Regions from separate parts of the Homo sapiens genome. Here region 2 is linked to region 1. Evidence: read pairs that join two places in POLR2A ChIA-PET (ENCODE). Cell type or tissue: PC-3. All regions are shown on one strand. Each heading gives the region's core, and the rest is flanking DNA. Links, peaks and the distances in the headings are about the cores only. Region 1 overlaps LINC01744 (long intergenic non-protein coding RNA 1744). Region 2 overlaps SIPA1L2 (signal induced proliferation associated 1 like 2).

Region 1 (5,373 bases), core at 267-5,266:
AGATGCTGATTAATCTGTCCAAGGGACATCCCAGTGATGATAAACAGAAGTTAGAATGCACATCTGGAGTAAAGAAATATCATCAGGCATTTAGGCCGGGCACGGTGGCACACACCTGTAATCCCCGCACTTTGGGAGCCTGAGGTGGGTGAATCACCTGAGGTCAGGAGTTTGAAACCAGCCTGGCCAACATGGCCAAATGCCAACTCTACTAAAAATACAATTAGCCAGGAGTAGTGGCCCATGCCCGTAATCCCAGCTACTCGGGAGACTGAGGTAGGAGAATTACTGGAACCCTGTTGCAGTGAGCAGAGATCGTGCTATTGGACTCCAGCTTGGACAATAGAGTGAGACTCCATCTCAAAAAAGGTGGAGGGATGGGCGGGGGAAAGAAACATCATCAGGCATTTGCACAAGGTGGAAAGGTGATAGCCCCTAATGTTGATCAGAGCAGGAAGTATTAAAAGACTGGGTGGGATCATAGAGAGAGAGGCAACTGAAGTTAGAAGCCCCCGGAACTGATAAGACCCACCATATTGACCATCTTAGGCTGTGGCCCTCCAAGTCCCAGCCACACTAGCAAATACAATGCTCCTCTAGTGAGTTCTGTCGTTCCGCAAACATGGGACACCTTCTCAGCTTTCTGAGGAAGCTTTCCTAGGATGAAGTGATTCTTCTGCCATCCTGTAAGTATGACTCTGAGCTTTGAAGACAGGGCTGACCCAGGGGAAGCCCAGGATTGGGACAGAATTGACTAAGATCTTAGGATAGTGTCCAGGGACCAGATAAATTTTTTTGGTCTTTCTTAAGGAAGCCTCTTATCAAGGTAATTATTGTGAAAAGTAGGAAATGATTTGTGGTACTGCCCAGGAAGCCTCAAATATTGCTGGAAATCATTAATCATATTAAGGTAGGGGCGTGCCATGCCCTCTTTAGAAGTACAAGTGCCTTCTTCAGCAGGCAGAGATTTTACCCAGAAATTTTACTCTGACACTCTCAGATAAATATTTTTTAGGTTTGGGTTTGGAGTCAAAGCTGCAAACGTCATCAGAGTCTCATGGGATACCAGAATGAGAAAAGTAGTCCAAGTAAACATCTGTTTTCAATCTTTTCAGTGTTGCAGACCTCTTTGAATACACCATGAGCACTGTGGATTCTCGCCTCTGGAGAATAAAAATCACATACAGAAAAGTTCAGACAACTTTAAGGAGTTTGAAGAATCCCTGCTAGTCGTGGACCCATCTGGGGTTGGTGGATTCCTCACCATGACTCTTTGGATTCAGAAGTCATATAAGATGCAGTTTAACAAATATTGGAAGTCAAATGAGCATTCTGCGGAAAAACAGCTTCTTCCATACATCATCTTCTGGAATATCCCAGATCTGGAAGAGGTCACAGGAATGTCCATTCATAGGGAGCTCTACCTGGAGCTCAGAGATGATTGAGAGAGGGTATTCATCATGGATGTGTCCAAGTGAAGGTAGTTTGGAAAGAAACAAAGTTACCCTTTTTTCTCACTAAACATCTTAGGGTCCCCATTAGCAGGAAGGAAGGAAGAGGACAGGTGAGCTCCCTGGTATTGATGTATTTACAGAGAACCTAGGCATCAGCCATACATACAGAGGACACTCATTTGGCCAGAATTTGGGCTTTGACTTTAATTAAATTCCCTTGCTCCCAATAAGACCTCTCTTAATCTGAAAACAATTTGTCATAAGTGATGTACCTGCCAAGACCTCATGGCAAAGAGGCAGGGGGTACCTAGTAAATGTTGCTGACAAACTCCAGCATGACTCTAAAGGGACAGTGGCTTCCTTTGGATGGTCATGTGCTGCTGCTGGACATAGCAATCAGAAGGACAGTGGTGAACACCCAGGAGTGAACCAAGATGCAAAGTTCAAGTCCGAGGGAAGAAGGGTGCAGTGCGGAAGAAGGGAAGGCAGATGCTGCAGCCCTGCCTACAAGCAAGGAGGGAGCCATTAAGAGCCCCAAGCTGGCCAGGCGCAGTGGCTTGCGCCTGTATTCCTAATCCCGGCACTTTGGGAAGCCAAGGTGGACGGATCACCTGAGGTCAGGAGTTTGAGACCAGCTTGACCAACATGGAGAAACTCTGTCTCTACTAAAAATACAAAATTAGCCAGGAGGCTGAGGCAGAAGAATTGCTAGAATCCGGGAGGTAGAGGTTGCAGTGAGCCGAGATCGTGCCATTGCACTCTAGCCTGGGCAACAAGAGCGAAACTCCATCTCAAAAAAACAAAAAAGCCCCAAGCCTACTTTATCAGACAGAGGAATCAAGTTGTATTTCCTTCTCACCAAGAGACGCTGGAAAGCTGTAATCTTACACCAGTGGAGAAAGTGAGAGGAAAATAAACCCTTTCTAAGGATGAATCCTGAAAGCCTTTCACAGACAATGCTGCTTCTATAAGAATGACCTGTGATGGCTAAGCCATCACAGTCTTCATTCCAATTGACATTCTAGGTAAACCTGCGCACAACTTTTTCTGTGTATTTTCCAAAAAAGGATCATTTTATAAAGGCTCAAGTTATTTACAAATATTGTGCGTATTCTTGCTGTTTCTCAGTTCTTTAAGAACCATACAGACATATTGCCTGGATTTTCACCAGCCAATATGAATGTGCTCACCTTCCCTTGGGTGAGACCACACAGGCACAACATGCGGCTCAGGATAAGTTTTATTGAACGTTTAGAGAGCTAGTTAATTAATTAATTATTTTTTTGAGATGGAGTCTTGCTCTGTCGCCCAGGTTGGGGTGCAGTGGCGTGATCTCAGCTCACTCCGCCTTCCGGGTTCAAGTGATTCTCTTGCCTCAGCCTCCAGAGTAGCTGGGATTACTGGCATGTGCCACAACACCCAGCTCATTTTTGTATTTTTAGTACAAACTGGGTTTCACCATGTTGGGCAGGCTGGCCTCGAACTCCTGACCTCAGGTAATCTGCCCGCCTCGGCCTCCCAAAGTGTTGGGATTACAGGCGTGAGCCACAGCTCCTGGACCAAGAGCTAGTTAATTTAAAAAATAGTTTACAAGTTATTTAATAAATGAGAAAATGGAAACTCAGCCCCAAGGGGAAACGGGATTCTAAGTTTAACTTCCTTAGGCAGGTCCAGTTTTGTGTGGTTTCTGTGGTATGGGTGAGTGGTTATCACACAATTTGATCTCATGAGTAAAACTGATGCAGGAGGACTTTTGTTCACTCTGTTTTATTAATGAAATGAATCCAGAGCTGCTTTTTTATGCTAAAGACTTTAGAGTAAAGACATAATAAAGACAGCCCTTCCTCCTCTTGCCTGAGGGAATTTAGGAAGACATTCCTTGAGGAATCTATTTAGGGCTTTGGAGACAGGAAAGGTAGCAGGATATGGTAAGAGCAAAAGCATCAGCTACAGTAGGTAATGCCTGGGGTTGTTGAAACTGAAGGAAGAAAAGGTTTCCTGTACAAAAACCAAGCACCGTTTTATTTTAATGCTCAGCCGAGACCCCTTCCTGAGAAAACCAGCCACGTCCGTGATTCTTGAAGAAGGTAGTTCCTCTGAGCCCTGTGTTCGCCAGAGGCCTGGAGGAGTAAGTGAGAAGTAGAGGGTGCTGCCAGCACGAATGCTTTGTCATTTAGAACTGCCCAGGGAGCAGTTATAAAACACACACCTGCAAATTACAAGAGGATGGCATGGGCTCACAGGTGCAGCAAGACATGAAGTGACATCTGTCCTCAGCGTCCCTTTTCTTGGAATGCTCCCATGTAGAACCCTATGTCACTTTGAACGAACCTCTTTCTGAAGTGCCTGGGGAGCTCTATCTCCAAGCCCCTACCCTAGGTACTTGCCTCTCCACCCAACCCCACCCCAGTACTGACGACTCATCTTAGGAACTGGAGATAGTGAAAGACAAGACCAATTGAGCATTTGGGTGGGAGAGAACATGGCTTACATGCTCTGCTAATCTGGGATCACATTCTTCCCTACAAGTCTGAAAGCTAAGTGACAGCCCCAAGTCTCCCTCTTAGCAGGTTAGGAGGGGAAGCACACCAAGAGGCCTCACAACTGTGTGTGGAATCACTGTGTTCTCAGTGAGGGAGAGAAAATAGAGAATTTTTAAAGCATTCTCCCCAGATAATAGAAGTTTTGATTCGTTCTTTCCCAAGACAAAACCAAAAGTTTGTTTAAATCTTGTTTCGTACACACATTGAGGAGAGCAACTTTGAGCATCTACTGCATACTAGGCATTGCACTCTGTGTGGGGCAATACAGGGGTGATATGGGGCGGAATAAGGCAACTCGAGTGGCCACTAGGTGTACTGCAGAGGTAGTTAACCTGCACTTTGACAAGGCTCCCTCCCCTCCCCTCCCCTCCCCCCTCCCCTCCCCTCCCCTCCCCTCCCCCCCTCCCCCCCTCCCCTCCCCTCCCCCCCTCCCCCCCTCCCCCCCTCCCCTCCCCTCCCCCCTCCCCTCCCCTCCCCCCCTCCCCCCTCCCCTCCCCCCCTCCCCCCCTCCCCTCCCCCCCTCCCCTCCCCTCCCCTCCCCTCCCCTCCCTTTCCCTTCCTTTTTTTTTTTTTATTGAGATGGCGTCTCGCTCTGTCGCCCAGGCTGGAGTGCAGTGGCGCGATCTCGGCTCACTGCAAGCTCTGCCTCCCGGGTTCGTGCCATTCTCCTGCCTCAGCCTCCCGAGTAGTTGGGTCTGGGACTGCAGGTGCCCGCCACCACACCAAGCTAATTTTTTGTATTTTTAGTAGAGATGGGGTTTCACCGTGTTAGCCAGGATGGTCTCGAATTCCTGACCTCGTGATCCGCCCACCTCGGCCTCAAAGTTCTGAGGTTACAAGGAGTGAGCCACCGTGCCTGGCCCATTACTTTTTTTTTTTTTTTTTTTTTTTTTTTTTTAAGGCAGAGGAGTCTCTATCTCCCAGGCTGGAGTGCAGTGGCGTGATCTCTGCTCACTGCAACCTCCACCTCTCAGGTTCAAGCGATTCTCCTGCCACAGCCTCCCAAGTAGCTGGGATTACAGGCGTATGCCACCATTGCCCGACTAATTTTTGTATTTTTAGTAGAGACGGGGTTTCGCCATGTTGGCCAGGCTGGTCACAAACTCCTGACCTCAAGTGATCCACCTGCCTCGGCCTCTCAAAGTACTGAGAATACAGGCATGAGCCAACGCGCCAGGACTAATTTTCATTAATTTTAATCTTTCTCTTTTTATAAAAGCATTTAAGTTTCTACATTGTCTTCTGAGGGTTAGTTATGCTAGGTTTCAGTTTTGATTGCCTTTTTGTTCCAAAGTTTGTCTAAGGATATATTTCATAATTTCAAAGTATTAACTTCATCACTTTTTATTATTTATTATAACTCTATTCTAACTCTA
Region 2 (5,373 bases), core at 290-5,289, 310 kb after region 1:
GTAAAGCTTCATGAGAGCAGGGCCTTGTCTGCCCTACCCACTGTTGTGCCCCCATCACGTGGCAGGCAGTAGTCACTTATCAAATACATTGTGGTAGACTGCTGAGTGGACAGTGCTTCAGGTAAACTCATGAGAAAAGGAGACATCTCATCTGTGCTAACCTTCTTTGCCAGTTCTGCAGTATCAAATAGAAGTCCCATTCACCACTGGAGGAGGGGGGACAATATTTTGTAATAAAGAAAAAATGTCACCAACAAATGTCCTTTGCTTCTGCTCCCTGCTTGGCCAGCCATACAAATTAAAAGTGGTGAGGGGTTGTCTGGGCTTGCCTTTGGTTGTGAAATATACACCCCGAAACCATCTCAGATCCGAGAGCCATTAGTGCCACATTGTGTGGGGTCTCTGCATGCATTGCGTAGGGGGTAGCAGGCAGAGACCTTCAGAGCTGGTTGGCTGGCCTGCTCCGTGGGCAGCCGGGCCCACTCACGCACTGTGGGCCACAAAGATTCATGTTTGTGCCTTGGCAAAATTATGAATGGCCACGTATCAGGAACTTTAGAGGTGCTTAGGAATTGTCAGAGCTTATTTCACTCAAGACTGTCAGGAAACCACTCTATTGAGTACTGGGGAAAGATGCACACAGCTGCAGGAGGGACCAGGGGAAGGGGAAGCAAGGGACATTAATCTCACATCCCAGCTTGTGAATCAGGGCACTGGCCGCCATCCCCTCTGTTCTCATTGCATTTTACCCCTCTTGTCTACTGTGTTATTTTTCTCTTTTCCTGTCTCCTGTTATCGCCAAGTAAGGATCTTGTTGTATAGTGGTCTTAGGGGGAAAAGTAGCACATAGAATGTGTGTTAGGCTTGATTTTAGCCTTCAAGAATGCCAGAAGCTGGAATGAAGGATTGTTTCTTTATAAACACAAGGAAAATTCACGAGTTGGCATTTCTTAGTAAAACATGATGAACAGAATGTACTTTCTGTAGAAATGGCCGTGTATCTGAATAGAATTCCATTCCGCTCCCTGATGCTTCCCCTCCAGTGAGGGAAGGAGGGAGGACAGTGCTGCAGTGGGCCCAGATTCCAGCCTGCCTGACCTCCGCGGCCCTCACAGAGCTATGCCGCTCTTGCACCGTTTCCCGAAGAGCCCAGCCATGTGGAAATCAGTGACAAAAGTAATTGCTGCCTCCATATTTAATTTCTTTACACTCGGTGCAGAAAACTTGCCTTGAGCAAAGCAGCATATGAGTTGCAGAGAGAGAAGGAAGTGTTTTTTAAGTGAAGGAAGATTCCTGGGTTTCTTTACCTTTCTGCTTGAGGGTCTTTCTTTACCTTTCTGGAACCCTTTCTTCCTAAGCAACTGAGACAGGACCCGACAGCCAGTTCAGCCCAGTCTTTGCCCAGTAGGGAGCAAGGATGCTCCTGGGAAACAGTGAGTGCTGCGTGCCCTCCTTCCCACCTCCCACTCCTGCGTTGCTGCTTCCCTCCTCTGCTGGTTAACCTCTTGGCAAGGACAAGCACATCACACACAGAACAAGTAGAATAAGGAAGAACCAGTGTTGTTTCAAAGAAGAGCATGTGGAGAAGGGAGGGTGGAAACAATGTGGACAATATATCCATTACTGGGTTCCCTTCAAAATAGAGGCAGGGAATAATTAGGTGGAATATTACCCCAACTTCTAAAGGTGGTAGGTAGCATGGAAAATTGGCGTAGCTGTAACTGTTAGAGATCTGGTAAGAGCTGCATTTGTCCAGAGTCTCAAAAAAGTCTGTCGGTCTCCTTCAAGGCCAAATTTACTAGCTGTCTTAGTCCAGATGCCAGCATTTCACAGCTACCCAAAAGGATGTGGGAATAAAAATTACAGGTGCATTTGGTTAATTATGCCCCCTTACTTAACATAATTGCAGGCTCAAACAGCCAGGTGGTCATTATTTTGATTGGTCTAATTAGTCAGATGTGTTCACAAGCAGCTGCATGCAGTGTTCTGGGCAGGTTCAGAAAAGGCACATTAAAGTCCAGTTGAAGCCTTTTTAGAACTTGTCCTCAGATGCGTAATAAGTTCTTAACAACGAGTATTATTAATGACATAAACACTTAAGTACCTTGATGAGAGTTTAAGGAGAAAAAGAAATGGAAAAGGTCCATTCATAGCCAAAGGAAAACCACCCAACATTGAATACAGGGTGGGTGAGTGGTTTCTGCTTTAGCCATTGATAAAACTACCTTACTAAGTCAGAAAGGTAATCCAACCACTATGTGTGTGCTTTGTATATCAAATAGCATCCTCAATCTCATGTATTGATAAAAGCAAAGTTGGTCTTACTACATTTTTATAATCAATTGGTATTTGAGGCATCTCAAGTTTGTGGTGCTCAGCTTAGAAGTGTTCCTCAGTAAGCTTTATGAATCAGGATGGAGATTGTTCCAATACTTCTTACAGCAACGTAAACCCTGCAACACTTTTAAAAAGAGGAAGGTCTCCCCTGAAGAAAATGAGGATTTGTCTTGCAATAGTCAGACCTGGATGTACTCAAAAGAAGCCCCCTGGAAGAAAACCGCGAAATTACAATAGTGTACAGAGGCTTGATTCTAATCTTCCTGCCATCCCTGCCCTTACATGCTGGCCAACCTCTCACTAGTGCAGACTCGCCTGCTTTTTACAAACCTCCATTTTTCCAGCTAGATCCCTTTTGGGCAACTGCAGCCTCATGTTTTCTTTTTCCATTAAGAGCAGGAAAAATTATCTTGGCCACTTTGGGAGGGGATGGTGGTTCCTGTGCTGACTGACTCACTGGGAGGGGATAGCATTGCCTGTGCTGTGCTCCGACTGACTGACTCCTGACTGACTCTGGGAGGGACAGTGGTGCCCGTGTTCTGACTGACTCTGGGAGGGACAGTGGTGCCCGTGTTCTGACTGACTGACTCTGGGAGGGACAGTGGTGCCCGTGTTCTGACTGACTGACTCTGGGAGGGACAGTGGTGCCCGTGTTCTGACTGACTCTGGGAGGGACAGTGGTGCCCGTGTTCTGACTGACTGACTCTGGGAGGGGCAGTGGTGCCCGTGTTCTGACTGACTGACTCTGGGAGGGACAGTGGTGCCCGTGTTCTGACTGACTCTGGGAGGGACAGTGGTGCCCGTGTTCTGACTGACTCTGGGAGGGACAGTGGTGCCCGTGTTCTGACTGACTGACTCTGGGAGGGACAGTGGTGCCCGTGTTCTGACTGACTCTGGGAGGGGGCAGTGGTGCCCGTGTTCTGACTGACTGACTCTGGGAGGGGCAGTGGTGCCCATGTTCTGACTCACTCTGGGCTGGTGCCCGTGCTGTGACTGATGACTGACTCTCTGGTTTTGTTTCTGTTTAGATGAGTTCTGGTTCTCCGATGGGTCCTTATCAGATAAGTCCAAGTGCGCAGATCCTGGCCTGATGCCCCTCCCGGACACAGCCACAGGGTTAGATTGGACCCACCTCGTGGATGCTGCACGGGCATTTGAAGGTAAAGACTCACCAGCCTCTGGCCTCACCCCTTACCCTGGGAGTGCTTTCCTGCAGGGCCTGTGCGGCATCTTAGGGGAGCCCGTCTGTCTCCCATCGTCTGGTCAAAGTTTTGAATGTTTTGCCTTGTTGGATGATGAAAACAAGCAGGGGCTGGCTTGGGCTGTGAGGACATTTCCTGAGGGAGATCATGTCATTTAGTAAAAGGAGCACTAGGCAAGAAATCTGAAAACCCGAATTCTAGCTCTGGCACCATTTGTGACCTGGGTGGGACCTCTGTTTCCTATCTGAAAAGTAGAGGTGATTGTATGGAGAGCACCTTGCGTCTTTCCTCATAGCATACTGAGGTATAATGTGGGGGACACATTTAGGAGGCGGGAGCTGCTGGGCTTCGCCGGACAAGCACAGGCCGAGAAGTCTGTTCACCTGGCGTAAACACAGACTCCAGCGTGATTGGCTTGACCCATGCAAGTGTCTTTGGCTGTTGAGGCCTCGGCTTCTTCCTCTTAAAATGTGGGTCAGTGAGGGTAGGTGGGCTAGCCAATCTCTAAGAGCCATCCAGCTGCCACACTGTCTTCTGTCATTTTTGGTTGAGGCTACCCCTTCAGGAACACCTTTGTCCAGCTCGCAGATAAAGGTAGACAAAACAAGGAAGATGCTTGCTTCACGTGCAGCCTCAGGACCTCACGGTGATACTGTGTAAACCTGGGGCCCTCGGGATCGTGACTTATGACGTTTTGCCCTTTGCCGCTGCATTCTTCAGTGAGTTTTTACGATGGCAGGCTCTGGCACTGGGGAACCTGGCAGCTAGGACTGACAAAGGAGGCAGGATCATTTTAGTAGGGGCTGTTTAATGCCCTGCGCTCTGTGAGACTCTCATGGTGTAACTGAGTCACAGCATCCTGGAGGCGCCCGAGTCCACTGCTGCCTTCTCAGGCCTCAGGGCCCTTCCTTCTCTTTCTCACTCCCCATTTCTTTTCCCTTCTCAGTCTCTGCTAGCACAGCCCCATCACCTGTGACACCAGGCCTCAGGAAACAAAATCAAATTCTTTTCCCAGGAGGGGAGGTGCATTTGAAGTCAAAATGCGGAAGGTTGAGGGTTCACTGCCCCTCATCTGTGACTAGCGTAATGCGTTAGGGAGGCCCGATGGTGGCTTCGCTCTACCCAGCTGGTATCAGTGCCTCTGGTCCTGAGCCTCTGGGAACAGGAGTTGGAATCCACTCTCAAGTGGACACAGGGGAAGTAGGTGAAAGGCAGCTTGCTAGGAGGAAGCTTCTGCAACATGAATGTGCGCTCACTGCTCCCTAAATGGAAGGAACGAGACTGCTTTCTTTACAAACCACTCAGTCCTTGTAGAAATTTCAGAAGAGCCCTGTCTGCCTGTCTGCCTTGTGGGGAGACCCTCATTCTCTGATGCTACCAGAAGTTAGTTGCATATTTTAGAAGCCCCAGGCTGGTGGTCTAGTTGTTTCCTGGGCTCCCCATGCTTCTAGCACTTTCTTGGGCATGACCCAGCACCAGAGCACAGGGACGCTGTCTTTACCTCTGTCCAGAGCAACCCAGAGGGGAGGTAACACCATTTTCTCTTTCCCTGGGGTGTTCTTTACACACTACAGTCTCTCACTCTGACCAGATCTTTCTGCCCCAGGAGAGATTAGACCAGAGATAAGATCTCTGTGTGGCCTCACTGTGTAACTATCTGCAGAGTACTGAACGCACTGAATTCTGCTTCATTCTCATGCCTGTCTCTTAAGAGATGAGTTTCTTAAGAGAAGGCTGCCTCTTTTATTATTTTATCTGTATTTGTCAAAAATACATATCAAGATAACCAAAGGAGAAGCGCTAGTAACAAGGAGTAAGTAGGTATTCAATACAC

What was found. ChIA-PET counts read pairs that join two places held together with the same protein. Peaks named below come from ENCODE experiments on the same cell type or tissue, not always from the same donor. Only the 100,000 strongest peaks of a DNase experiment are listed, where the experiment ranks them.
Region 2: POLR2A ChIA-PET joins it to region 1 with 5 read pairs; 1 of 35 experiments calls an interaction of 5 or more read pairs at or near these places.

Annotation. Positions count from the first base shown.
Region 1 is chr1:232,724,432-232,729,804 of GRCh38, reverse strand. LINC01744 (long intergenic non-protein coding RNA 1744) reads left to right here. Exons shown (of 4, transcript NR_110683.1): 4 at 1,116-2,551. Among named protein-coding and RNA genes, the nearest start is that of LINC01745, 9.0 kb to the right of the region's middle. In PC-3, for the core only: a CTCF peak has its summit at 4,144; a DNase peak (open chromatin) is centred at 3,224; H3K4me3 peaks cover 664 bases; H3K27ac peaks cover 1,548 bases.
Region 2 is chr1:232,413,618-232,418,990 of GRCh38, reverse strand. SIPA1L2 (signal induced proliferation associated 1 like 2) reads left to right here. Exons shown (of 23, transcript NM_020808.5): 19 at 3,366-3,497. Among named protein-coding and RNA genes, the nearest start is that of SIPA1L2, 210 kb to the left of the region's middle. In PC-3, for the core only: no CTCF peak of the experiment used is centred there; a DNase peak (open chromatin) is centred at 3,320; H3K4me3 peaks cover 467 bases.